2 separate regions of the Homo sapiens genome follow, and region 2 is linked to region 1. Evidence: read pairs that join two places in POLR2A ChIA-PET (ENCODE). Cell type or tissue: GM12878. All regions are shown on one strand. Each heading gives the region's core, and the rest is flanking DNA. Links, peaks and the distances in the headings are about the cores only.

Region 1 (13,363 bases), core at 88-8,087:
GCTAGTCTCCAACCCCAGTCATTATGGTGGCATTGGAATAAATTTTAGCATACGCTGCAACTAATCTCCTCCCCTCCTCTCACCCCATCCCCTCCCCACCTGAACTTTCCTGTATTCTCATAGGTTTATTTCTCTAGGTAAAATTTATTATACTTTTTCCATGTTCCAAAAAGAAATCCTGTTTGTATTCTAATTGAGAATGCATTAAATGATAGGATCAATTTGTGGAGAATTGATATATTTACAATATTAAGTCCTCCTACACAAGAAGATGATATGTTATTTTTCTTACTCAAATATCCTTTATGTCAAGAGTTTAAGGTGTTCTTAGGTAGGCCTGATATATTTACCGCTATTTCCCCTAAGTATTTTATATTTAACATATTCATTTAATAATTAAGAGAAAAAAGCAGCGTATTTCCTCTATAGCCTCTTTGAATATTCAAAGTTTTCATTTCAGTTTTCTGTGTTCTTAGATAGATCTTGATAGAGCATCTAATTATAGGTTAACAACGAATAGATACCGTGCCGACACTAACAGCGCCTAGAAATTGATAAGGAAAATCAGAGTTCCTCAAAAATTGATTAATAAAGAATATGAAGGCTGGGCACTGTGGCTCATGCCTGTAATCCCAGCACTTTGGGAAGCCGAGGCAGGTGGATCACCTGAGATTAGGAGTTTGAGACCAGCCTGGCCAACATGGTGAAACCCCTTCTTTTCTAAAAATACAAAAATTAGCCAGTGTGTTGGTGGGCGCCTGTGATCCCAGCTACTCGGGAGGCTGAGGCAGGATAATCATTTGAACCCAGGAGGCGGAGGTTGCAGTGAGCCGAGGTTGTGCCATTGCACTCCAGCCTGAGTGACAGAGCAAGACTCTGTCAAAAAAAAAAAAAAAAAAAAAAAAAAAAAAAGAGGCTCTGCAGAGATAGTTTTTAAAAAAGTAAATATAGCTACTTCTTACGCATGCTAAAACATGCTTGGTCACACTCATCGTAAGAGAAGTGCATATTCTAACTAGGCTGAGGTACCATTTTTCACATATCACATTAGGAAAAAGCAAACATTTGGTAATAAATACTTGTCAGCCACTGGGAAACAGACACGCACACATGTTTTCAGGGATTGGGGCATAAACAGGAAAAACTCTCCTGAAGGGCTGCTTAGCAACATCTGTCAGATTTTTCGAAGCATATATGCCCCGTGACCCATCACTTTGGGAATGTGTTGTATAGATGAGCTTCTATACATGGGAACAGACATCTGGCATTATTTGTTACAGCACATGTTAGGAATCGCCCAAATGCCCGTGAAGAGGAGACCGCCTGTATAACTGAGTTGCATCCATGTCACAGAACACTATGCAGTTGACTAAAAGGAGGCCAATGACACCCTTAATGTGTGAAAGAAACAGGCAAGGCACAGAACAGCATCTGCGATCAGCTACATTTTGTGTAAAAGAGGGGAAAAATCAGACTCTATCTTTGTTTTGCTTCTTTACTTATAAAAAAGATTCTGGAAGGATGTAAGAATCTCAGGATTGTAGATCGATACTTATGATTTTTGAACCATAAGACCGTATGACATTTTCAAACAACTAAAGTTTTAACATATTGGCAAGGGAACAAATATGAGGTCATGTTTTCTTCCTTTTCCTCTGCATGTCTTCCAGGCTGAGATATATACCCTCAAGTTCAAACAACAGAAATTGACTCCAGCTGATTTGTCTCAATACTAGGACTGCCATCTGCCTTCCAAACACAAAAGCAAGCACACAAAATAGAAGCAAAAAAGCCAAGATCAGGAGTCCTCCGTAGCTGGTAGAATTGTAGGCTGGTGTCTATCATGTGAGGATTTGAGGTGAACCCAGTGAGTGATTACAGTGTAGCCTCCGAAAGGTTAAAGCAAATGCCACAAACCCATCCTTGTAAAAGATAATGCTGAACAGAAGTGAAAGCTTGCCTACCCCACCCCTTCGACCTAAGATACAAACTCTGAGAAGATCCTCAGTCTGCAGCGAGAGTTAACATTTCCTGGGTGCTGCACTGCTCTGCAGCTGGGTTTTTGGTGCATAGCTGAGTTAGATCAATGCTGCGCTGTGGTTGTTGCAGTCACAGATCTTTTTCCTGGATGGAGAAGCCTGCTTGTGTATGGTGCAAACTACTTCCATTTAGTACAAGCTCTGGCTGAACAACAATAGGTCTCCTCCTTTTTTTCATGAGCAATATCCTGATATTAAAGCAAGAAGCTCCATGATTCCTCAGCAACTGAAACACTCTGAGAATGTCTGGGCCCCACTGTGAGGCCCCATGCCCACCCAAACCTCACTAACAGCCCCGCTTCATGATTTTTCTCTGACCTGTGTTCAAGGCATTCATTATGAATGGCTGGAGGCTGAACATTTAAGATAAGGGATCACGACCGGGTGTGGTGGCTCACACCTGTAATCCCAGCACTTTGGGAGGCCGAGGTGGGCAGGTCACCTGAGGTCAGGAGTTCGAGACCAGCCTGACTAACATGGTGAAACCCTGTCTCTACCAAAAATACAAAAATTAGCTGGGCATACTGGTGGGCGCCTGTAATCCCAGCTGCTTGGGAGGCTGAGGCAGGAGAATCGCTTGAACCCAGGAGGCGGATGTTGCAGTGAGCCGAGATCACACCATCGCACTCCTGCCTGAGTGACAAAAAAAAAAAAAAGATACGATCACTTGCAAACAAATGATCACAAAAATGCCAAGAACTGAGGAGGAACTAAACTTATTTTTAGCTTAAAAAAAAAAAAAGAACCAAGTAAAAAGGGACATTATCTAAGATCCAATTCAGTAAGTTTCTGATAGTTTATCTTTGTAACTTCCTAAAGCTACTGCTTGTTTATTTAAATTTTTAGAAATCATATGGCAATAACAACAAAGATAGAAATTTGTTGTTTTGTAGAAATTTGGGGGAGAAAGTGAGAATAGAAACATTATTTTGTAAAGGCAGTGAGTAAATATTCAAAGGAAACACTTAGGTTAATTCATTTAACCCCATCAGATGCTAGTATTAGCTCTGCTTACAGATAAAGAAAGAGGTCCCCAGAGAGTCAGTGACTTGCCCAAGGGAGGGGGCAGAATTTCCACTCTAAATCACTGAATTAATTTTTATTAAAAAGGCAGAAAACAATGACTCAGCAAGCTGTTACACCCCCTTGGAGTAAAACAGAAAGATTAAAATTACACTTGAAGGAAAGGCAGGCCATCTTGTCCCTATTTTAAGAAAGTGAAATAATTCACTTTACATAGACTGTTGCCTTAGGCCCAGGAGTCTTTATATAAGATCCCAATTTGGAACATACCAAGACAGTTTGTGCATATTTTTATTAAGTCACTTCTGAGTTACTCTGTGAAAACCGGGAAAAAAGCACCTTCCAAACTTGTTGAAAAGGGATGGCCAGCACTACGGGTTGATCAGTAAGCACTGGCGGATGGAGAACCCTGGGAGTTGTTCAGCATGGACATGGAGGCCGTCTCCGGGTGAGTGCACACCCCACCCGCCCACTGTGAGCAGAGAGGCCTCATGAGGACCCAAGGCTGCTACCAACAGAACCAGAGGGGGACTCCGGGCACCCATCGTCAGCCTTGCTTACTCCGTGAATTGTCGAACTTCACACTGTACCAGTTTTCTTCAGTGAGACATACAGGTTTTGTAATTTGGAAAAAAAAGAAAAGAAAAAGCATTCTGAAGATAAGGCAAGGAAAGATTTGGACTTTAATTGAAACATTTTAATTTAAAATGTTAATTAAACAGCTTTAATTTTGATGATTAGATTTGAGGGTCATCACACTTTCGTGTACACACATTTGGAAATGAAGACTGGCCACATTTTAAATCCATGTCTTCCATAACTGTGAGCCATGCCTTCTCTAGCTTAGAGCCAAATAAAATCGGACTCACCATTTTGTAAGGACCCTACTTTTTAATCATTGTAATATTATTATCATTTTCCCTAATAGAAATAGAGTCCAGTTGAGGCTACATAATTTGCCCAACAGAGAAAGAGAAAAAGAACAGGCCATTTTTTTTGAGGGTCTGCCTAGCATGTGCACTTAGTATGGTGCTAACCATTCCGCAAACAGATTCTAACCCTGCCCCTGTCACAGATAGGACTAGCTGTGGAAGCATCAGGATTTGAACCCGGTTCCTTCCGACTGTAGAGCCGGTTCTTGACATTCTCACTCAGTATTTCCTGCAAGTGCACACCTTGGAGATGCCCAGGAGACGCTGGAAGATGAGATCAAGACAGTAGGCTGAGCCCGGCTGCAGCCACCACCTCCTGCTCCAAATCCTTAGAAATTATTACAAATATCAACAAGCCTTATTAGCATGGGAAAAGAAGTGACCTGAGAAGACCGGAATCCACTGTGCGTGAGGTGGAGAAGGCTTGGGAGAGCTCCGAGGCTGCTGGGGGACATGGGAAGCAAGAGGGTCCCCAGGTCACCAGCAGGGCGACTGGGAGGAGTGGGGAGCCATAGTGGGCAGACTCCTGTGGATCTGGCCCCTCTCCAGCTTGTGCCAGGCAGCCTGGGACTGATGGGTCTACACTCGATGTGGGCTAAAGAGAAAGTGTGCTGGGCAACTCCCAGGAGGCACACGGAGCCCACCACCCGGAAGCCATGCTCTGGATGTCCCCAAGGCAGCCTGCTACAGTCCCCTGGCCCTCCTCTTCGCAGGCTATTGTGACAAATGCTGTGTTCACAGACAGCTACGGGGAATCCCGAGCAGAACAGTCAGCATCCACCCAGGCACCCGCAAGCATCTGAGGAAGAGCAGCGCCATAAAGAGAAGCACGAAACTCCTCTAACCAAGCCAGCACACAGGCAGGCCACCGATCAGCAGGAAGAGACATCCCACCTTACACACACACACACACACACACACACACACACACACACAGAGACATAGACACACACAGACACACACACACACACAGACACACACACACACAGAGACACACACAGACACACACAGAGACACAGACACACACATACAGGCACACACACACACACACAAAGACACACACAGAGACACAGACACACACACACAGACACACACACATAGACACACACAGACACACACACGGACACACACAGAGACACAGACACACACACAGACAGACACACACAGACACACACACAGACACATACAGACACACACAGAAACACACATGCACAAAGACACACAGACACACACATAGATATGCAGACACACAGACACACATACAAAGAGACACACACAGACACACACACACAGAAAATATTTATGTTTCCTCTTTATGTAGCCAAGGGCACAGGCTCATTGGAAGCAGTCTGATCACCTAGGGGAGAAGCTGTGTCATATTTCACCACTGTCCCCCTTGGGCCTCAGAGTCCCCAGGAGGAAGTGAGCAGCTGACAGTGACAATGTCTCTGCAAGGCAGGGTCTAGCCAGGTCAGAGGGCCTGCACATCTTGCTGCATCCTCACATTACTGTTCGGGGCAAACCTACACAAATCACACAGTCACTGAGATAAGACAGCTTTGGGCTTTCCTGATTCACAACACAGCTTGGTATTGTCAACTGTTCATCCTTATCTTGGAGGAAAAGACTGAGTTAGCATGGGAGCTTCCCTAAGCAGAATCTCAGGCTCCAGCTTTCCAGCACCTCCAGGGCCCCTCTCTACACAGAATTAATGTTAGCAGAGCGAGAATGAATTCAGAATAAATATTACTGATGTCTTGGAGAGAAACAGGAGGATGCAGCATCCACAAACAAGAATCAACTAAAACTCTTGGGAATTAAAACGAGAAGAGTTGCACTGTGAAGCACAGTGGGTGAGCTGCAGAGCAGAGACACCGTTGAAGGACAAATCAGGAATCTGGAAGACCAAGAGGAGGATGCAGCACCAAAAGACAAGGAGGCCGGGAGCAGAGATAAAAGAGTGAGAGACATTGAAGATATTTTTTGAAGTTTTTCAAAATGTGTCTAATGAGAGTTTCAGAAACATATACTTAAATAAATAAGAATAATTTTCAAGTTGCAAAAATATGAGTCCTCAGAAGTGACAGGATACTAGTCAAGAAGAGTAAATTTAGAAAAAAGAAGAATGAAGGACTAGTGAAATAAACAATCTTATGGAAAGACTGATCAACAACAAAATGAGAGAGAGAGAGAGAGCAGGACATGTGAGAACACAAAAGCATTATCTGAAACAAAGAGATAAAACTATATTAGAGAACTTAAAATCATGGCATCATCAGCAAAGGACACAGGGATTCTTGGAGAAACAGTGCATCGTGCATCCGGGGCAGGATATGGACAATCTGGCCCTGGATGTCTTGTCACATCAGAAAGCAAGGAAGTTATCAAAGACTTCTGGGGTCATGCCAAAAGATAGAGGAACCTACTCAGGGGGCCTACTGGCAAAAGAGGAACAGCGTTAGCATCAAGAATCAAATAAATTAAAATTCATGAGTTCATAATGATACTAAGGAAAAAAAACCCCACCTTCATTGGCCGCCTTCAAAAGGTGCTAGGGAATTGACTTATTTTCAGTAGAATGAATAAGAAAACTAAGAGAAAAAAACCCAACTATTTACCCCGACTTTGCTGTACAAACTGTAACTCAGGGTACCACAGAGTTAATGGAAGAAATTTCTTCTTTAGAGATCACTTTCAGCTGATAAATGAAGAAGGTAAGATAGACTTAAAATAACACCACTTTGCAACCTCAAATTAAATAATTGATCTAAGCAACCATCAATGACTGATAAAACCATTGTGTGAAAAGTCGAAAAACCATTAGGACGTTTATAAAGAGTGATTGCGCTGACACCACTGAAAATCATTAAAAAACTCTAAACATCAGAGAGAGACAATTAGACATTCTGTGACTAGGTGATGCAGGAGGAAGAACCCACCATCTATTGGGCATTTTTGCCAAAACATCTTACTAAATCTAATCAGGCCTCTGGATCTACAAAAACATAGGGAAGGTGGGAACATGTCAGGCCACACATAGAAATGCAATTGCCAAAAATCCAGACTGTGGAAAATTGCAAAGGACAAACAATATGGCTTTATCAACAAAAGAAACTGCAATGAAAAAGAAATTGAGGGAGAAAGATAGAAATTAAGAGACTTAGGAACTGTACTGTCCCATGTCCCAGCATGCAAGGGCACTGACTCAACAAACCTGCCCCAAACAAACCAGTGATAAAAACAGAGACAATGCAGGACATTTGAACACTGACTAGATATTTGATATTTTGACTTTTTTATTTATTTTGAGATGGAGTTTCACTCTTGTTGCCCAGGCTGGAGTGCAATGGCATGATCTGGGCTCACTGTAACGTCCATCTCCTGGGTTCAAGCGATTCTCCTGTCTCAGTCTCCCGAGTAGCTGGGATTACAGGTGCCCGCCACCATGCCTCGCTAGTTTTTTGTATTTTTAGTAGAGATGGGGTTTCTCCATGTTAGTCAGGTTGGTCCCAAACTCCTGACCTCAGGTGATCCACCCACCTCAGCCTCCTAAAGTCCTAGGATTACAGGCATGAGCCACCACACCCGGCCCTCTCCAGCCAAGGGTCCAGCCTGGGTCTCCCCTCTCAGAAGCCTAGCCTGTCAACAGCATGCTATTGTGGGCATACATTAACATACACTTTTAAACATACATTTAAACGTATGTTAAATGTATTTTGTTTTTTCTTTTCTAGACTTCTTAAGCTATAAGTATGGAATTGGGTTCTAAATCATCTGGAAAGAGAGAGAAGGGGGTTTACATGGATGCAGATTGGCCATGTGGGGGAAGGAGGGAGGATGGCAGAAGGTGGGTTACCTGCATGGGAGGAGTAAGTTCCAGTGCACCAGAGCACTGGAGGGGGAATCGAGTTAACAATAGTTTGTGGTCTGTTTTCAAAAAGCTAGAAGAGTGGCTTTTGCATGTTCCCAACACCAAGAAATGAAAAATGTTTGCGGTGATAGATATGCTAATTATCCTTATTTGATCATTACACATTGTATACATGTATCCAAGTATCACTCTGTATCCCATAGACAAGCACAATTATTACATGTCAACTAAAAACAAGAGGGTTAAAAAAAAGATTGCCCATGTGTGATAATTACTGAAATTGGGTAATGGGTACAAAGGGGTGCATTTTAATATTCTCTCTACTTGTGTACTGTGTTCAAAAGTTTCTGTAATAAAAAATTTTAAAAAGTGGCCGGGTGTGGTGGCTCACATCTGTAATCCCAGCACCTTGGGAGGCTGAGGCAAGTGGATTGCTTGAGCTCAGGAGTTCGAGACCAACCTGGGCAACATGGTGAACCCCCATCTCTACAAAAAAAAAAAAAATACAAAAATTAGCCAAGCATGGTGGTGTGCGCCTGTAGTCCCAGCTACTTAGGAGGATGAGGTAGGAGGATCGCTAAAGCCCAGGCTGTCAAGGCTGTAGTGAGCCGAGAGGTCGCCACTGCACTCCTGCTTGGGTGACAGAGTGAGACCCTGTCTCTAAGTAAGTAAGTAAATAAATAAAGAAATAAATAGGCTGGGCGCAGTGGCTCACGCCGGTAATCCCAGCACTTTGGGAGGCCGAGACGGGCGGATCACGAGGTCAGGAGATCGAGACCATCCTGGCTAACACGGTGAAACCCCGTCTCTACTAAAAATACAAAAAAATTAGCCGGGCGTGGTGGCGGGCGCCTGTAGTCCCAGCTGCTTGGGAGGTGGAGGCAGGAGAATGGCATCAACCTGGGAGGCAGAGCTTGCAGTGAGCTGAGATCGCGCCACTGCACTCCAGCCTGGGGGACAGAGTGAGACTCCGCCTCAAAATAAATAAATAAAATAAAATAATAAATAAATAAATAAACATTTTAAAAAAAGAAATCTAAGACAAAAATATAACATTTTAAAGTTCCACGTAGCTAAAGACTTATGAAAAGAGAAAAATGTGCCATTTTGAGTCCAGGCCTAAAAACTGTGGTTTCTGAGGCCAATAAAAAAGGGGAACTAAATAGTAGCCCTGATTCTTTGGAAGAGACGGCAATTGGTAGTAAGTTTGGGTAGGGGGCGGGAATGGGTACTTTTTATTGTATTCCCTTTTGTACTTCTTTTAAATTGTGTGTAAGTATATGATTCATCTATTAAAAATGAATAAGATAGTTTAAAAATATATTTTAAAATCCTGAACCATTATCAACTTCATGCTAAAATATTCGAAAATCTAGATTAAATGGATAACTATCTAAAAATTGTATTGCATAAAATAACTCAAGAAGAAATAGAACATTTACATAAACCTATAACCTTTAAAGACAGAGAATCAATAGTGAGACATCTACCCATTAAAAAGCACCAGGCCTGTATGGTTTTATAGGCAAAGTGATGTATTCTGCTTCTTGGAAAATATAGGACATACTTATATTATCAAACTTATGTTGGTTGAAGAAGCAAGATGCAAAAAGACTGGCATAGTATGAAAATATTTAATCCAACATTTTTAGTATGGAAACTGTTCTGAAAGGAGCAGGATTGACAAAACAGGACTCTGGTTACCCCATCCCTACCACAGCTGGACAATGAGCCAGCTGAGATGCCTCCTTCTCCCAGCTGAAGTGATAGCACCCAAGCTCAGTTTCCCATGGGTCTAGTGGCTCATCATAGAGGACTGCACATCCCACAGACCCCAAGTTGCCCCATAGAAGCAGCCAGCACCCACAGCTAGCATGCTATTGACAGGCTGGGCTCTGAGAGGGAAGACCCAGGCTGGACCCTTGGCTGGAGTAGAACCCAGCCCCATCCAGCCCTATCCAGTAGATGCCCTGGCATAGCTTCTTGTTAAAGGAGAGGCTGGGGGCCACATGCCATGCCATCTTGCAGATTCAGGCTTTGTGATTTTCTTTCTCTTAATAAAGCCTATTCCCTAATCTCAGTGGATGACATTGTGGAGTTCATGCCAACCCCTGCGCAATAGATGGTAGCCCAGGGGGAATCCACCTGGCAAGGCAGAAATGATACCATGTATTTACAGACACACACACACATACAGCCATAAAGGGTTCAGACTAACTTCAGAATAATGGCTACCCCTGGAGTTGAAGGAGAGCAGTGATCAGGGAGAGATCCAAAGGCGTTCTGGCTGTACCTGTAAGGTTTGACTTCTTAAAATATTTTCTTTGTAGCAAAAATGACAAAATAACGAATGTTGGTTAAATCTGAGTGATGGGTACATCTTTGATCCCTCCTTCCTTTACTCGTCACTCACCTAACCCGTATCAAAGCCTGCTCCTCTCACCAGGAGGTAGAGTCTATTTCCTGTGCCGGCCTAAATCTGGACTGGCCTTTGACTTGTTTTGACCCACAGGTAGTGGCCGAAGTGATGCTGTACCAGGTCTAGGCCTATGCCTTGGGAGGCCTAGAGGCTTCTGCTGCTAAACTCCAAGAATTCGGCAGTAGGCTGTAAAGAAGCTTGGGCTAGACATGCGGTGGATGAGAAGGTGTGTGGAAGAGAGAGAAGTCATGTGGAGGAGCACGGAGGGGCCAGACATGGGAGTGAAGCAAGAAGAACCACCAGCTGGGCCCTGCCTAGATTCCTGACCCACAGAAACCTGGGAAATGATCATTCGTTGTTCTTTTAAGCCAGCAAGTGATAGGGTGGTTTGTTACATACTTGTGTGTGGATACCCACACAAGTCCTGATAGCTTTATTTTGAGACCTATTCCCAGTGCATTCTCTTCCTCCCACTGCTACCCCACCATCCTGGCCCTCCTGGTGCCTTCTCTCCAGGGCTCTGGCAATAGCCTTCTAATTCCCTAAATAAAACCATGCAGCTCCTCAGATGTGTCCATCAGCCTTGGAACAAAATCTACACTCCTGCTGTGAAGGCTTTACCTCTCCAGCCCCATTTGGTGCTTCTCTCACTCTGCCCCAACTGCACAGGCCATCTTGCGGTCAGTCAAACCTACCGAGCTCATTCCCGCTGCCCAGCCTTTGCACTCACTGATGCCTTGCCAGGAGCACCATTTCCCCAGCTCCTTTACAGGACTGACCTGATTCCATTCACTTCATTCTGTGTAAATGCCACCTCCCCCCAGACACCTTCCCTGATCTCTGACCAGCAGTAGTGCCCTATGCCTGTCACTCTCCATCCCTGCAACCTGGTTGATTTCTGTCATGGCCCTGTTCACTCCTGACAGTAGAGTGCAGGTTTATTTACTGTGTTTCCCCTGCTGGAATAGAAACATCATGAGGACATTTTCCTGGCTTCCCAGAGCCCTGACCATAGCAGGCTCTGACATAGCCTGGAGTGTAGGACTAAGACCAGGCACAAGAGGGAGGGCTGAGCAGATCATTCTCTGTTATTTTCAGTATGTTCAATAAACCCTCTTCTTCCCAGCCTTCCTGTGGCTGCCTCCTTCTGGTCAACTGAGCAGACCTGAGATTCAACATCAATGTCTTACCTAATAATAAATCAAAATGGCCACACTGTGCCTCTTTTGTACATGATCTTACTCTAATGCTTCATTGAGCATCACTCTCTGGTTTTCTTCTTCCTTCCTTTTTTTTTTTTTTTTTTTTGAGACAGTTTCTTGCTGTGTCACCCAGGCTGAAATGCAGTGGTGTGATCTCTGCTCACTGCAGTCTCTGCCTCCTAGGCTCAAACAATCCTCCCACCTCAGCACCCCCAAGTAGCTGGGACCACAGGTGTGTGCCTCCACGACCGGCTAATTTTTTTTTTTTTTTTTTTTTTTTTTGTAGAGATGGGGTTTTGCCATGTTGGCCAGGCTGGTCTCAAACTCCTGAAGTCAAGTGATCCACTTGCTTGGCCTCCCAGAGTGCTGGGATTACAGGCATGAGCTACCTTGCTCAGCTCTCTTGTTCTTTGCTGTCTACTTTTCCTGCTACAACTGGAAGCCCTGTAAGGGCAGAGGCCACACTCCTGCTGTGTCCCCAGCATCTGGAACAGTGTCCTCCACAAGTGGATGCCTAAGAATGGTTGAAATAATCATGCTGAATTAATAAAGACAAACACAAAGCTGGGGCTTAGAAGAAATGTAGAGAATGCAGAGGTCATTAAAAAGAACTTCAAAAATAAGTGCCAGTGAAAAATATTTTTCTGCCAGCATTTTCACTGACTTAGTATCCTAGGAAGTTGCTTTCTATGTAATTTATAGACATTCTTTGCCTATAAAGTCAGCTGACTGCAAATTTCCCTAATAATGCTTTGAATCATATAATTATTGATTTGTCTGGAATTCACTGTAAAATATTGGTTTCAATACATGATTTTGACATCTTAAATAAATAAATAAAAATTAACTGAGAAGATAAGACTGACACCAAAATAAAATAAAATAAATGGCAATTAGGATCCTCTGGGAAATTCAAGAAAATACTGTGTACAAAACACAGGAGCACAACGCTATGAAAATAAACAACCAAGAACAGGAAAGAGTTTTGGAAATTAAGACTGAGTTCCAAAATGAAATGTTCAATAGACAGGTTAGAAGATGAAGTCAAGCAAATCTTTTTTTTTTTTTTTTTTTTTTTTTTTTTTTTGAGATGGAGTCTGGCACTGTGGCCCAGGCTGGAGTGGAGTGGTGTGATCTCAGCTCACTGCAACCTCTGCTTCCCAGGTTCAAGCGATTCTCATGCCTCAGCCTCCTGAGTAGCTGGGACTACAGGTGTGTGCCACCATACCCGGCTAATTTTTGTATTTTTAGTAAAGACGGGGTTTCGCCACGTTGGCCAGGCTGGTCTGGAACTCCTGACTTCAAGTGATCTGCCCACCTCAGCCTCTCAAAGAGCTGTGATTACCAGTGTGTTACTGGACCTGGTCAAAAGTTTATAAACATTAAGAAAAAGAACAACAGTTGGAAAATGTGAGCGAAAAGATAAGCAACCTGTATCTTAATTAATAGGAGTTCCAGAAAAACAAACAAAACAAAACTATAGCGAAAGCAGAAGAGAAAAATATTATCAAAGAAAATACAAGAAATGTCCCATGCATGAAAGGGATACATGCTTGGCCCACCCAGTGCCAAGCAGCAGGAATGGAAGAGGACCCTCACCCAGGTCTTTCGTTGGAAAATTTTGGAAGACCAAGCACACAGGGAAGATTCTGAAAGCTTCTGAAAGGGAAAACCAGGTCACCACAGGGCAGTGAGAATCACACCACATCAGAGGACAAGGGAGAAGGTTCCAAAGGCAGAGGATTCCAATTGAGATCGCAGGAGAGGGCAAAATAAAGATGCCCTCAGGAACACAGAGTCTCCTGCAGGAGCCTCCCAGGAGGCCTTTCTTAGGCATTTTCTTGCTGATGCATTCCAATTAAATAAAGGTGCAAAGT
Region 2 (16,476 bases), core at 6,494-14,493, 94 kb before region 1:
CTGGGAGCCTTAAAAATACCAAAGAGGAATCACTTTTTCAAATGATGCCACACTCAAAGACCCTGATTCAATCGGTCTGGAGTGTGGTCTGTGTCTTTTAGAATTTCCTCCAGGCGAGTCTAGCGTGCAGCCAGGACGGCAAAACCGTGCTTCTAACTTCACGGTTCTCCAAGTGTGGTTGCTGGGCCGGCGGCATCACCTCGGGGAATGGATAGAAATGTGAATTCTTGGCCTCAGTCCACACCTACTGAATCAGAACCTCGGGTGGGGCCACCAAACTGTGTTCTAACAAACTCCAGGTGGTTTTGAGGTGGGCTAACACTGAGAACCACTGTTTATAAAGGGCGTGTTCTGTCTAAGGAGGGTGCTGCTTTGGAACTCCCAGGATGGCTTCAGTGGGTTGGCCAGCAGCCCATGCCACACCTGCCCCCTGGCACTACATTGGTGGCATGGCTCTAGGAGAAGGGTCTCCAGGCAGGGCCCCCCAGCAAAGGGCATTCCCCTCCCCCAGTGGTACAACTGTAGGTGGCTCTCGGGCATCTGTCTATGCAGAAACCGCAGCCATAATACCTGCAGGTCCATCTCCGCCAGGCTGATCAGCATCCGTGCTATAAACCTTTGCCAGAAGCCAACGGGAACGAAGCTCATCTTAAATACCCTCTGAATGGTGTTGGCTGTGGGGTGCCGCATACCGTGGGTGTCCAGGCCAGGTTTAGATGGAAGGAGATGGGGCAGGAGGTAGCTGAAACACACCAAGGGGGACTGGTGAACAGTGGGGCCCAAGCTCCACTGCAGGGCCCTGACCCCAGCAGATGGCCTGATCTGGGGACAGGCTGTGCTGGAACACCTCAGGCTGCTGGGTTCCTTCCTCCCAGGGCCTTTGGAATTCTGTTATTAGTAAGAGAAGCGTGGTTTATATGCTAAGAATAAATACTCCAAAGGAAAATGAAGACTGGTCCCATTAATATGAGTCTATCATGGTTTCTAAGATACTAGAATAAGGCTAAGGGAAGACATGAAAACATCATGGTCCTAAAAATGTCAGACACAGCAAATGGGACTCAATTCTCTATAAACGGGGTTGCAGTTGGGGAAATAACATTAACTTTGGTTGATGAAGGAAAAACAAACACAGCTGCAAGGTTTCAAGGACAATGCAGATATTAGGGTCAGAGTAACATTTTTGGCCTTTAAAGCTATTTATTATTCTTGGCCCGTTGACACGACGCGATTGCCTTAAAAGTTAGAATAGGCCTGTTTTGTGCGGAAGAGGGATGTTTTACGAGAACACTCTCGGTCATCATAAAAATGCTGCATCATTGCATCGGCAAGGGCTTCACGGCTGAAACCTGGGAGGTCCCTCCAAAAGGGTGCCCGAAAACCAGCAACGGCTGCATCCTGTGGGGCTGCGGGGGCAGGCACTGGACAGGTACAGGACGGCCCCTGGTGTGCAGATGCTGCACTCCTTCCCAATAAAGGTTTTACCTTCAGCTCTCCTAATCTTAAATCTATTTCAGTCCAATAAATGTCCTTAGAACTTTCTGGAAAAGACTCCCTAAACTGTAAGAAAATTCAGTGACAGCCCATGGCCCGAGCATACAGGCGCAAGTCTCGGCTCTCACTTACACGCTCTGACACATGGGTATACAATGGGGAGAGAAAGGATCCCCTCTTGGCAGGGCTGGTGAAGGTAGACGGGGGCTGTGCAGATGACACAGCAGACACAGGTGGTGAAGCAGGAGGCCTTTTCAGCCTTTCAGGTCTTGAGTGAAAGGACATTCCCAACCTCTCGCTAGATGCCTCTTCATCAGAGTGTCCTGTCTTATTCCTTTACATCTGAAAAGTCCTTGCTTCTCTATCTGCTCAGTGTTTGTTCCCCATACAGGAGGCCCTGGGCCGTGCCTGCTGTTTCTTTCTGCTTTTTCTACTTCATCTCATGCATCCTGGGTCTCTCATGTGGCCCTCTTACAGTGGTGGTGCCCCATGTCTGTCTTGCTCTTCTCCTTGTCGGAGTGTGCTTAGAGAGTGGGGGGAGCATTCTCTGTCCCCAGGCGTCCCAGCACGATGTGCGGTGGCACACAGAAGAGGTGCTCCATGATGTTTTTGAGGGCAGAGGTTTAGAAGGTGACATGGCAAATAAAGAGATCCTGAGTGGCCACAGAAGCCAGTTCTCAAGGGAAGCAGTGGTCTCCAGGTAGTGGAGGCCGCTGGCTCCGGGTTTCAGAGCAATTACGAGCTGGGAAAGGCCGTCCCAGGGAATGACCAGTGAGTCGGCAGGACAGGTCCTAAGAGGTAAATTCTTCATGTGTTTGATGAACGTAAAGCAGTGAAACCCTGGCAGGGCACAGTGTCTGCACGGAGGTGCTGGCTCATGCCACCCCACTGAGACAGCCTCAGACAGGGGCCGCAGCCCTTCTCAGAGTCTGCTGAGAGGCAAGGACCTTCCTCCTGAAAGAAGCACAAAGGCTTAAAACTGTATGGTACTTCCAGGGAGTTCATGGAGATTTTCTGAGGGGCTGGAGGGGTTCACTGCAGGTGGGAAACCATGCTCTGAGAGGAGCCGCAAATGTGTCTGTTTGCACAGATCCAGGGATCCCAGCAGCCTTAGAAAGCTGATGATGCCAGGAGCGGGGACTTGCCTGGGGCTCAAGGGAACCATTATGCCTGTGCTGAGATGAAACGTGTCCCACTATTCCTGGATGTGTACAGAACCCGACACCATGGCTATGAGTACCTACCACGAAGAAACAGTAACAATAACTGGACTGTCAATACTGGATGTCTTGGGAGCTTAAGAGACACTGTTCTGAGTATTTTACATGTATTTGTCAGTGGCTGTTCCCATGCAGGAGGCCCTGGGACATGCCTGCTACTGTTTCTTTCTGCTGGTCTGAATATTTTACATGTATTATCTAATTTAATCCTCACAACAACTATCATACTTATGGTAATTATATTATACCCATTATGCAGACGAGAAAGAAGGTAGTTGGGATTCATACTTGTGCGTCCCAACTTCATATTCTAACCTGCTGTGCCATAAGCCTTGGTGAGGACCTGGCCGTGATCACACTGATGGTCTTGTTCAGGCCAACACACACACACACACACATTATAAATACGTGTACGTTTTATACATATAAAAACTGACTTCATATAGATAACTGACTTTCTTTTACTGAGTACTCGTATCTCCTCACTCCTCTAACCTGCGATAAAACAATCTGAAAGTTGTCAGATCCGGCAATGTTGTAAACACACAGGCTGCCTTACTCTGAACGTTCTCATGGACCAAAGTTAAGGACACCGCTGGGCCATGTTATGAGGGGCTGTGGAATTTTGAATTCCTCTTTGGGGTTTTATTTTGTAAGGAACCCAGAGAGCTGGAGCAGCAAGAAAGACTTGAGGCCCCTCCCATACCTAGTGGGAGGTGGGTGGGGCCTCAGGCAAAGGTGGGGCCAGTGGCTGGTTCCCAGGTGGCCGGGTCTCTGGCCTCACTGTGCAGGATCCAGGCCTGCTCCCCAGAAGTCTCCAGGTGACACCCCTGTAGAGATCTGGAGCTGAGGACGCAGAGTGGCGACGTGTTCTCTGGGTGCTGCATGGCAACATTCTGTGGATTTGGATCCTGTGGATTTGGATCCTGGATACAGCTTCATTGCCAATATCAGCATCAAACCCAGGAAGCGGCTGATATGGAAACTAGTACTCAGAGGCCTGAGGACCAAGCTGGTTTAGGGCAGAGCATCATGGCAGGTCTCACCCCTCGTGTGCTCCCCCAGCCTGGCCCTCGTAGGGGTCCCACCCCGAGGGGAGGCGTTCAGTTCAGCTACTTCAGAAGATATATCCTGGCAATGGGTAGCACAGAGGAGAGTAGGAGGAAAGAAGAAGCCAACACTACACTTGGTTTTGATGAAAACCAAGCCTCAAAAGTGAGAATTTGAAGGAAGAAAAGTTAAGTAATAGCTCATAAAGAGTCTGCACAAATCCCCCGACAAGAGCACCCTGCTTGTAAGGATAGGGGGCCTCACTCCCTCTCCCCTGCCTTCCATGGGCCAAATGCCAGGGCCAGAGCACATGCTGTGGGGAGGCAGAGAAGTGTGCTGCCCAATGCTCAAGGGCTGACAGCATAACTGAGGGTCCGGGCAGGTGGGTAAGAGGTAACAAGTAGGGGAGTGTAAGGGCAGTAAAAGCCACAGGAGGATGGTGGCAGAGCTCTCGGAGGGGCAGTAGGCTTCTCAGAGGCCCCTGGGCTGCAGCAGAGCAGGTGGCTGGGCATCCTTGATCACATGAGAGGAGGTGGCATGGGGTCAGAGGTCCTCAGCGAGGGGTCAGGGGTGACGAAGACTGAGGAGGACCCCTGTCTGCCCAGAAGACAATGGGGTGACACCTTTAAAAAGACTGACAGAAAAATGACCCAGAATTCTACATCGAAGAAAATTATCCAGCAAAAAATTAGAGTGTTAATAAAGACATTTTCATATAAACAAAAGTCTTGTCTAAAAAAGAGAATTTGTTTCCATCAGACTTAGACTTTAAGACATGCTACACGTAATTCTTCAGGATGAAAAGAGATTATACCAGATGGAAAGAAGTGAAGAGCACCAGAAACAATCAACATTTTTCCCTTAATTTCTTAAAAGACTATTGATTGTTTAATTATTCAAAGCAAAAGTAATAACACTATATTATGGGGTTCATTACATATATTGTAGTCCTCCCTTATCTGCAGTTTCTTTTTCATGGTTTCAATTACTGGTCCAAAAATATCAAGATATTTAGAAAGAGAGAGAGAGAGACCACATTTATGTAACTTCTGTGACAGTATATCATAATTATACTGTTTTGTTGTTATTGTTGTTAATTTCTATGTGTTGTTAATCACTTACTGGTTTACAATTAAACTTCATCATAGGTATGTAGATAAAGGAAAAGGCATAGTATATGTAGGGCTCAATACTATCGCAGTTTTAGGCATCCACGGGGGTCTGGAAATCCACCAGCTGTGGATAAGGGGGACTACTGTATAGAAGAAACGTGGATGACAGCAAGAGTACAGAGGGTGCTGGGAGGAGTAATGTCCTGGTATCGTGCTAAGGTTTTTGCATTTAATTCAAGGTGGTATAATATTAATTACAAGTAGATTGTGATAAGGTAAGGATGCATATTCTAATCCCAAGAGTAACCACTAAAACACAGTACCAGGAAGAATGGCCAAAAACCCAACAGAGAGCATGAAAATACTAAAATAAAATTTAACTCAAAAGAAGGCAGGAAAGAATGAACAAAATAACAAAATCAGATGGTATAAATACAAAATAAATAGAGAAATAGTAGGCTTAAACCCAACCATATAATTAATTATGATAAATGTGAATGAATCAAATATTCCTATTAAAAGGCAGAGATTATCAGATTGGATAATGTGCTGTCAGCAAGAGATTCCTTTTTTATAGAGATCATAACCTGCTACTAGAAGAATAGGGAAAAAACCCAGGTAGAACTAAAAGAGCTGGTGTGGCTATTTTAACATCAGACAAAATAGACTTCAAGAAAAGGAGTATTACCAGTGATAAAGAGAAACATTGTATAATGAAAAAAGGGTCACTTCATTACACAGGCATGACACCAATGTGTATATGTAACCAATAATGGCTTCAAAATATATAAAATAAAGCCTGTCAGAACTGGAGAGAGAGGTAGACTTATCATTAGATATTTTACCATCTCTCTCTTAGTAATTGATAGAATGAGTAGGAAAAAAATCAGTGAGAATACGGAAGATTTGAACACGTTGTTTACCACTCTGAGCTAATTAAGGTTTATAAGATACTACAGCCACAACACAGAAAACTCGTTTCTTGTGTGCACTCCAGACTTTCACTGGGAAAGATCACACATTGGCCCATAAAATAAGTCTCAGTGAATTTCAAAATACAGAAATCTTAGAATATATTCTCTGACCAAAATAATATAAGATATATTAGAAAATCTTTCGAACTAAATGATAAAAACACAACATAGCAAAATTAGTTGTATTTGTCATATAAAGCAGTGCTTAGAAAGTTATGGCTTTAAATGCTTACATAGAAAATAGGAAAGGCTTAAAATAAATGACCTAAGCTTCTACCTTAAGAAGGAAGAACAAGAAGCACAAATTAAACCCAAAGTTAGCTGAAGGAAGACAATAATAAAGAGCAGTAATAGATGAAATAAAAGAGAAAAATAATAGAAGAAATCAGCAATGGCAACGGTTCGTTCTTTAAAACGGTTCCAAAAATTTGATAAACACTTAGCAAGACTGATCAAGAAAGAATGAGAGAAAAGACATATTATTAATATCAGGAGAGAGAGCATATCACTACACATTCCAGAGATATTTTAAATATCTTTATATTAATATATTCTGCACCATAGATGAAATGAAAAAATTTATTGAAAAAAAAATAACTTACCAAAACTGACACAAGAATAGAAAATTTTAATAACCCTATAGCTAATAAATAGATTGAATTTGTAATTAAAAATCCTCTTGTGAAGTAAACTCCAGGCTATAAATTCTATCAAACTGTTAAGGAAGGTCTAACACCAATCTTATACAAAATCTTGAAGAAAATAGAGAAGGAAAAAAATCTTTTCAATTCATTTTATGAAGACAGCCTATGTCTGATAACCCATAAAGACTTTTCATCAAAGTACCAACCAATATCCCTCATGAACATAGATTAAAAAATTCTTATGCAAAATAGGAGCCACTGAAATCTAGCATTAGATAAAAAAGATAATAAATCATGAACACTTGGTATGAATCTTGGGAATACAAAGTTGGTTTAACATTTGAAAATCCATCAACATATTTAACAGAAAAATAACTGAAGAAAAAAATTAACAGAGGCAGAACAAGCATTTTTGGGGGACAAAATTCAGTACCCATTTATGATAAAAGCTTTTAGCAAACTGGGAATAAAAGGGAACTTCCTCAATCTGATAAAGTTTCCATGGATAACAAAGCTCTGCAGAAAACATCACACTTGATGGTGAAAGACTGAATGCTTCCCCCCTGAGATCACACAGAATGACGCCTTCTCTCATCCCTTCTATTTAAACCTTCGCTAGAGATCCGAGCCAATGCAATCAGGCAAACAGAGCAAAAAAATATGTGAAGATTAGAATGAAAAAAGTAAAACTGTCTTTTTTTCAAAAAAGAAGCATACTTAGAAAATCCTGAAAAATCTACTGGAGCTAATAGGTGAATTTAGCAAGGTTTTTTGATATAAGGTAAATATTTAAAAATAAATTATATTTCTGTATACCAGCAACAAGAAATGGAAATCAAATTAGAAGATATGTCATTTACCCATATCGGAGAACATAAATTATGTAGACACAAATTTAACAAAAGATGCAGAAAATCTGAATACTGAAAACAAACCACCGTGGAGAGAAACTTTTTAAAAACCAAAATAAATGAGAGATATACCATGTTCATATTGGAAGATTCAATATTTCTAAGATGTCAGCTTTCTTTGATCTATAGATTCAATGTAATCTCCATAAAAATCACAACGGTTTTTTAAGAATCAGACAAGCTGATTCTAAAATTTAGATGAAAATGCAAAGGATCTAGAATAATCCAAAATAATCTTGAAACAGAAGAACAAAATTGGAGGGTGTCATATGCTGAATAATGAGCCCCAAAATATCCAGGTCCTAAACCCTAGAACTGTGATTGTTACCTTACATGGAAATAGAGACTTTGTAGATGTGATTAAGTTATGGACTTTGAAATGGGGGAAAGATCCCACATTATCTGGGTGGACCTTAAGTGCAGCCACAAGTGTGCTTAAAAGATGGGGGAAGAGAGAGATTTGCACAGAAGAAGGCAAGATGGCCACTGGCGCAGGGTGCCATGCTGCTGGGAGGGACGGCTTCAAGATGGCTGACTAGAGGCATTTCAGACTTGCCTCTGACACTGAGAAGAGGCAAAATAGTGAGTAGATAATCACACGTTGAATAGATCATCCAAGAGGGAACACTGGAATTCAACAGAAAAGTGACAGGAAATACCTAAGGCAAGGAAGGACAAGGAAGCAAGGCAGCCTGCTAGGCTGAGAGCTGAGAGAGACTCCCCAGTGTGGGGAAAGGTAAGTGAGAGATCCCCAGTGGTCGACATTCCCACTCTGGACTCCTGAAATCCAAGGCACAGGAGAGCCCCTCACCCTTTGTGGGCCCTGAAACTAACTGATGGGAGATTGTGCAATGGCACTGCTCGGAGGGTGCTCACTCTAGGTCTCACACTCTCTGAGACCTGAGCAGCCACACTAAGGAGGCAATTTATTTATATTTTAATTTTTAATTTCAATAGGGCTTTGGGGAGCAGGTGGTGTTTGGTTACGTGATAAAGTTCTTCAGTGGTGATTTCTGAGATTTTGGCACTCCCATCACCTGAGCAGTGTACACAGTACCTGATGTGTAGTTTTTTATCTCTCATCCCCTCCCACCCTTTCCCCTGAGTCCCCAAAATCCATTGTATTATTCTTATGCCTTTGCATTCTCATAGCTTAACTCCCAATTATAATTTGGAACATATGATGTTTAGTTTTCCATTCCTGAGTTACTTCACTTACAATAATGGTCTCCAATTCATCCAGGTTGCTGCAGATGCCATTATTTTATTCCTTTATATGGCTGAGTAGTATTCTATGGTGTATATATACCACAATTTTTTTAATCCAATTATTGATTGATGCACATTTGGGATGGTTCCATATTTTTGCAATTAGGAATTGTGCTGTTATAAACATGTGTGTGCAAGTATCTTTTTTGTATAATGACTTCTTTTCCTCTGGGTAGATAGCCAGTAGTGAGATTGCTGGATCAAATGGTAACCTACTTTTAGTTCTTTAAGAAATCTGCAAGGAGCCATTTTACAGCCCTGTCCCCAACAGACTGTGTACTGTCCGGGAGCCCAGTGGTGCTGGGGCTGAGGTGCAAGAGAAATGTGGGCTGCTACCCCTGGGGCTGAGGTGTGAGTGAGGCATAGGCTACCACCTTAAAGGCTAAGGTGTGAGTGGCATATGTTCCCCACCCACCAGCCTAATCTGTTGCCACTGAAGGTGGCCCACCCTCCCCAGTGGCAGGGCAGCAGTGTGGCCACTGATGTCCCCAGCCTGAGCATTCCATTGCTGGCCTGGGGATCACTTCACTCCTGCCTACCATGGCTGGTACCTGTACACACCATTGAGGGGCCTGAATACAAGCCCACCTGACCTGGCTTCATGTCCCCTGGCCCCTGTGCCAGAGCATGTGGACTAGGGCTGAGGGACTGCCCAGCTCAGTGGTTCAGTCCACCATCAGTGGTACCTGACCACTTCTCCTGAGGGCCTAAGGTTGGGCCTACCGACTCTGCTGTTACCACTACAGCTGGTACCTACTTGCACATGTCACCCGTGGCCCTGTGCACAAGCCCAACCAGCCCATTGCAGCCACTGCCAATACCAGCATGCACTGCTCAGGACCTACAAGGTTTTCCTGCCACTTCCACTGCCATTACCCACACCATGCCAGCTGCCTAGGGACCTGAGAACCCAGCCACCTACCTGGCCCACTGATGCCACTACCAACATCCAAGTAAGCCTCCTGGAAGCCCAAGAATAGGCCTGTCTGGACCCTCTAACACTGGTGCCAGTGTATACCACCCTGGGGTCCAAGGAGAGGCATGCCTGCTGCCACCACTGGGGCCCAAAGACTGGCCCACCTGGCATCCCTGTTCCCAGCAAAACTTCCCCACAAGCTCCACTAACAACTGCACCCTAAATTACTGAGGAAATCACAGATGCCACTGACATTGTTTATAGCCAAAGAAATAATACAGATTACACTACTGCATCTACATAGAATGAAAGCCAAAGTGCCCTACTGAACCAACACCACAGATGCCTCTTCAGGAGAAAGTTCTCCCCTGTGAAGGCAAATTCAAATACTGGAAGAAGTGACTGTTACACCAGATGCACAGATATCAATGTAAGGACACAGGAAACATGAAAAAGCAAGGACATATGATACTTCCAAAGGAAAACAATAATTCTCCAGCCATACAGCCTAATCAAGAACAAATTTATAAAATCCTGGAAAAATAATTAAAAATTCTGATACTAAAGGAGCTCAGTGAGATAGAAGAAAATTCTAAAAAAAATACAAAGAAATCAGAAAAACAATTCAGGATACAAATGATAAATTTACCAAAGAGATAGATATTAATATCATTTAAAAAAAACCAAATGGAAATTCTGGGACTGAAGAATTCATTGAGTGAAATATAAAATACATTCAAAAGCTTCAACAATAGGCTAGATCAAGCAGAATCATAATCTCAGAACTTGAAGACAAGTCTTATGAAAAAAACAGAGTTAGACAAAAATAAAGAAAAATGAAGAAAATAATGAGTAAATATTTTCTCGATGAGTGATATATGGGACACCATAAAGCAACCAAGTATTTAAATTACTGGAGTCCCAGAAGGTGAAGAGAGAATGAAAGGGTTAGGAAAACCTATTTAACAAAATAAGAGATGAAAACTTCCTACGTCTAGCAAGGTATTTAGACATCCAGATACAGGAGGCTCTGAGATCCCCAAACAGAGATAATGCAAGAAGGTCTTCTCCATGGCACATTATAGTCAAGTTGTCTAAAGTCAAAGAGAGAATTCTAAATACAGCAATAGAAAAGAATCTAGTCACCTAAGAGACCCCATTAGACTAACAGCAGATTCCTCAGCAGAAACCTTATGTCACTAATAGACTGGCCCTATAAGAACTGCTCAAGGGATCCTTAACCTGGAAGCAAAAAGAAAAGTGACATTTAACATCATGAAAACACACAAAAGTATAAAAATCACTGGTAAAGCAAACACTCAAATGAGGAAGAGAAAGGACTCAAATGGTACCACCACAGAAAACCACCAAACCACAATGATAAGCAGTAAGAGAGAAATAAAGGAACAAAGAATATATAAAAACAACCAGAAAATAATTAACAATAGGACAGGAACAAAACCTCACATATTAATAATTGCCTTGAATGTAAGTGTATTAAATTCTCCACTTAAAAGGTGTACACTGGCTGAATGGATTAAAAAAACATGATTCAATTATATGCTACCAATAAGAAACTCACTTTATCTGTAAAGACACACATAGACTGAAAGTAAAGCATTGCAAAAAGATATTCCATGCAAATAGTAGCCAAAAGCAAGCAGACATCGCTATACTTGTATCAGACAAAACAGACTTTAAGTCAAAAGCAGTAAAAAGACAAAGAAGAAATGATAAAGGGATCAATCCAACAAGAGAATATAACAATATCAATATATATGCACCCAACATTGGAGCACCCAGATTCATAAAGCAAATATTACTAGATCTAGAGAGAGAGATATATTCTAATACTATAATAGTATGGCACTTAAACATACCACTCTCAGCATTAGACAGATCATCTAGACAGAAACTCATCAAAAAAACATTGGATTTAAATGACTTGAGACCAAAAGGACCTTACAGACATTTACAAACCAAACCCAAAATCAGCAGAAGGAAAGAAACCACATAATAAATAAGGGTCAGAGCAGAAATAAAATGGAATACAGACTTAAAAAACAATACAAAGGATCAATTAAATGAAAAGTTGATTCTTCAAAAAGATAAACAAAATTGATAAATCACTAGCTAGAGTAACCAAGAAGAGAAAAGACCCAAATAACCAAAATTGGTAATGAAAAAGGAGACATTACAACTGATACCACCGAAATACAAAAGATCATCAGAGACTACTATGAAGAACTATATGTTAACAAACTGCAAAGCCTAGGAAAAAAAAACAGACAAATTCCCAGAAATATAAAACCTTACCCAAAGTTAATCAGGAATAAAAAGTAAACCTGAACAGATCAATAATGGATTCTAAAATTCATATGGAACCAAACAAGAGATTGAATAGCTAAAGCAATCCTGAGCAAAAAGAACAAAGCTGGAGGAATCACACTATCTGACTTCAAAATATACTACAAAGCTATAGTAACCAAAACAGCATGATATCAGTATAAAAATAGACACCTAGACTAATGGAACAAAATAGAGAACCCAGAAATAAATCCACATATTTACAGTCAACTGATTCTCAACAAAGGTGCTAAGAACCTACAGTGGAGAAAATACACCCTCTTCAATAAATGGTGCTGGGAAAATTGGATATCCATATGGAGAAGAATGGAACTAGACCCCCTATCTCTTACCACATACAAAAATCAACTCAAAATGGATTAAAGCCTTAAATTTAAGACCCCAAACTATAAACTACTAGAAGAAAACAGGGTAAGCACTTCAGGACATTGGTCTAGGCAAAGGTTTTATGGCTAAGACCTCGAAAACACAAACAACTAAAACAAAAATAGACAAATAGTACTATATTAAACTAAATGGCTTCTTCACTGCATAGGAAACAATTAGCAGAGTGAAGAGACCTGTTGAATGAGAGAAAATATTTGCAAAGTATTCATCCAACAAGGAACTAATATCCACAATTTACAAGAAATTCAAACAACTCAATAAAACTCAAATAATCTCAAAAGAAGGCAAAGGACATGAATAGACATTTTTCAAAAGAAGACATATGAATGGCCAACAGGTATATGAAAAATGCTCAACACCATGAATCATCAGGGAAATGCAAATCAAAACCACAATGAGATATCATATAACCCCAGTTGAACAGCTACTATCAGAAAACCAAAAAATAACAGATGCTGGTGAGGACGCAGAGAAAAGAAAAACTCTTATACGCTGTTGGCTGTAATGTAAATTAGTACAGCCTCTGTGGAAAATAGTATGGCGATTTCTCAAACAACTAAAAATAGAACTACCATACAATCCAGCAATCCCACTAGTGGGTATTTATACAAAGGAAAAGAACCCAGGTATTAAAGGGATACCTGGATTCCCTTATCTATTGCAGCACTATTCAAAATAGCAAAGATAAGGAACCAACCTAAGTGTCCATCAATGGAGAAATGGATAAAGAAAGGTCCATATACACAATGGAATACTACTTGGCTGTAAAAGAGAATGAAATCATGTCATTTGCAGCAACATGGATGAAACTGTAAGTCATTACATTAAATGAAATAAACCAGGCAAAGAGAAACAAATACTGCATGCTCCCACTCATATGTGGGAGCTAAAAAACTTGATCTTATGAAGATAGAAAATAGCATGACAGATACTAGAAGCTAGGAAGGGTGTGAGAGTGGGAGGAAGAGAGGTTGGTGAATGGGTACAGACATACAGTTAGAAGAAATAAGTTCTAATGGTTAATAGCAGACTAGGGTGACGATAGTTAGCAAGAATATATGGTATATTTCAAAGTGGTTAGAAGCCAGGACTTGAAATGATACCAACACATAGAAAGGATAAATACTCAAAGTGATGGATACCCCAAATACCCTGACTTGATCATTCCACATTCTACACATGTAAAAACTACTCACCTGTACCCCATAAATACGTAAAATATTATGTATTGATAAAAGAAATGTGAGCTAAGAAATGCAGCTCTAGAGACTGGAAAAGATAAGAAAATGGATTTTCTTCTAGAGCCTTCAGAGGCAGCATGATCCTGCTGACCCCTTGACTTTGGACCAGGGAAACTTACTTTGGACTTCTGGCCTCCAGAAAAATGTGTGTTGTTTTAAGATGCCACATTCATGGTATCTTACAGCAATCACAGGAAACTAATACAAAACGCTCACGCAACCTGATTTCAAGTCTTACTCTAAAGCTACAATAATCAGTGGGGTTTGGCACTGGCATAAGGATAGGCATATATATTAGTGGAACAAAATAGAGTCCTGAAATAAACCCACATCACTGATTTTTGATAAAGAAACCAAGATAATTCCATGGGGAAAGGAAAGTCTTTCCAACAAATGGTTCTGGAACAATGGGATAATATACAGGAAAAAAATGGACCTCGACCCCTACTTCACCCCATATACAAAAATTAATTTGACATAGATTATAGACCTGGAAGTAAAAGCTAAACTACAAACCTTCTAGAAGAAAAATAAAGAAAGATTGTCAAGATTGTGGTATAAGCAAATATTTCTTAAAGATGACATAAAAAGCAATAATCACACAATTTAAAAGTTAGACTTCATTAATATAAAAAAAGGAAGTCACAGACTGGGAGAAAATATTTGCAAATCATATATCTGAGAAAGAACTTGTATCGGGTAGGGGGAGGGGGGAGGGATAGCATTAGGAGATACACCTCATGTTAAATGACGAGTTAATGGGTGCAGCACAATATGGCACATGTGTACATATGTAACAAACCTGCACGTTGTGCACATGTACCCTAGAACTTAAAGAATAAAAAAAAAAGAACTTGTATCCAGAAGATATAAAGAAGTACATATCAGTACCAAAAAGGAAAACATTCTAATCATAAAATAGGCATAAAACTTGAATAGACACTTCACAGAAGAAGATATACCAACGGCCAATAAGCTCACGAAAGGTGCTAGACCTCATTAGTCATGAAGAAAATGTAAAGTAAAGCCACAGTCAAGTACAAGCTCACATCCACTGGAATAGCTAAAATCAGAAAGACCTACAGACAACAAATATTGGGGAGGAGGCCGGCGCAGTGGCTCACCCCTGTAATCCCAGCACTTTGGGAGGCCAAGGCAGGCGGATCACGAGGTCAGGAGATCGAGACCATCCTGGATAACATGGTGAAACCCTGTCTCTACTAAAAATACAAAAAATTAGCCAGGCGCGGTGGTGGGCGCCTGTAGTCCCAGCTACTTTGGAGGCTGAGGCAGGAGAATGGCAAGAACCCGGGAGGCAGAGCTTGTAATGAGCCAAGATCGTGCCACTGCACTCCAGTCTGGGCGACAGAGCGAGACTCCATCTCAAAAAAAAAAAAAATAGTGGGGAGGAAATGGAGTGTACAGTCTCTTGGAGGAGCATACAGTCTCTTGGGGGACAGCCTGGTGATTTCTTATAAAATTAAACTTACACTCTATTATCCAGCAATTCCACTCCTGGTTTTGATCCAAGAGAAATGAAAACATGTGTCTCCAAAAAGACTTAAGACTGTTTACAGCAGTGTTATTCATCATAGCCCAAAGTTGGAAACCATCCAAATGCCTATCAAGAGCTGAGTGGATAAACAAATTGCAGTAAAGCCATACAATGGAATACTACTCAGCAACAGAAAGAACAAACTCCTGATACACACAACCGCATGGATGGATCTCAAAGGCATGATGTTTAGTGCGAGAAGCCAATTAGAGACCATATTGCGTGACTCTGTGCGGTTGAGAAGTTCAAGAACAGGAAACAGTAGGCTCTGGTGCTGGAAGTCAGAGTGCTGGTGCTGACACGGATGGGAAGCGACTGGAAGGGCGTCTGGCGGAACTTCCAGTATGACAGGAACATTCTGTGTCTTGAGGCAGGTGCTGCTTGCACAGTTGTATGCATTTGTCAAAAGTCATTGTTTTGAACACTAGCGATCCGGGCATTTCACTGTAAGTAAACTTTACCTATGATGGAACACTACTCAGCCATAAAAAGGGATGAATTAACAGCATTTGCAGTGACCTGGAGGAGACGGGAGACTATTATTCTAAGTGAAGTAACTCAGGAATGGGAAACCCAACATCGTATGTTCTCACTGATATGTGAGAGCTAAGCTGTCAGGATGCAAAGGCGTAAGAATGACACAATGGACTTTGGGGACTTGGGGGAGAGTGGGAGGTGGGCGAGGGATAAAAGACACAAATAGGGTGCAGTGTATACTGTTCGGGTGATGGTGCGCCAGAAATCTCATAAATCACCACTAAAGAACTTACGTAACCAAATACCAACTGTACCCCGATAACTGATGGAAAAAATCTTTGTAAATAAACAAACAAAAACAGAAGCAGGTATGGGTGTCACAAGGAGGAAAGGGGCTGTCAACAGAATTGTTTCACTGGGAGATGGCAGGGCCATGTCATTCCAGGTGGGGTGAGGAGTGGGTGTCAGGGGTACAGGGAGGAATTTGGAGCCTAGAGTGCCACTCCCTGAGCACAGTTCCGTGGGTGGGGCGTGGGGGAAGGTGATCGGTGGGACCACACAGCAGAGGAGAGAAGGCAGGTGTCTCAGACATGCTGTGTCAGTCACCGTGCCAGACTTCCAGGTGGGAGCAATTTGGAAGCTCAGGCCTGAGCCTCTGGAGGCTGGGCCCTGCTGAAAATCTGAGGATTCTTCCTTTGGCGGACCAAGGAGGACCCCAAAGCTGCATGGAGGACCAAGGCAGCTGAATTGATGGCTTGGGCAAAGTGCAGGGGAGGGGCCTGCTGAGGACACTGCGGGCTGGAAGGGAGGGTGGCAAGGTCCTCTCATGGAGAAGGCCCTCCAGAGGGGAGGGTCAGTA

What was found. ChIA-PET counts read pairs that join two places held together with the same protein. Peaks named below come from ENCODE experiments on the same cell type or tissue, not always from the same donor. Only the 100,000 strongest peaks of a DNase experiment are listed, where the experiment ranks them.
Region 2: POLR2A ChIA-PET joins it to region 1 with 7 read pairs; 3 of 35 experiments call an interaction of 5 or more read pairs at or near these places.

Annotation. Positions count from the first base shown.
Region 1 is chr15:100,933,032-100,946,394 of GRCh38, reverse strand. All of the region lies in intron 2 of LRRK1 (leucine rich repeat kinase 1), which reads right to left. Among named protein-coding and RNA genes, the nearest start is that of LRRK1, 20 kb to the right of the region's middle. RefSeq lists enhancers at 4,528-4,677, 4,718-4,857. In GM12878, for the core only: no CTCF peak of the experiment used is centred there; DNase peaks (open chromatin) are centred at 1,982, 4,751 and 5,393; H3K4me3 peaks cover 2,120 bases; H3K27ac peaks cover 4,335 bases.
Region 2 is chr15:101,030,247-101,046,722 of GRCh38, reverse strand. LRRK1 (leucine rich repeat kinase 1) reads right to left here. Exons shown (of 34, transcript NM_024652.6): 21 at 571-742. It also overlaps a transcript of LRRK1-AS1 not described here. Among named protein-coding and RNA genes, the nearest start is that of LRRK1-AS1, 110 kb to the left of the region's middle. RefSeq lists an enhancer at 1-649. In GM12878, for the core only: no CTCF peak of the experiment used is centred there; a DNase peak (open chromatin) is centred at 10,862; H3K4me3 peaks cover 328 bases; H3K27ac peaks cover 367 bases.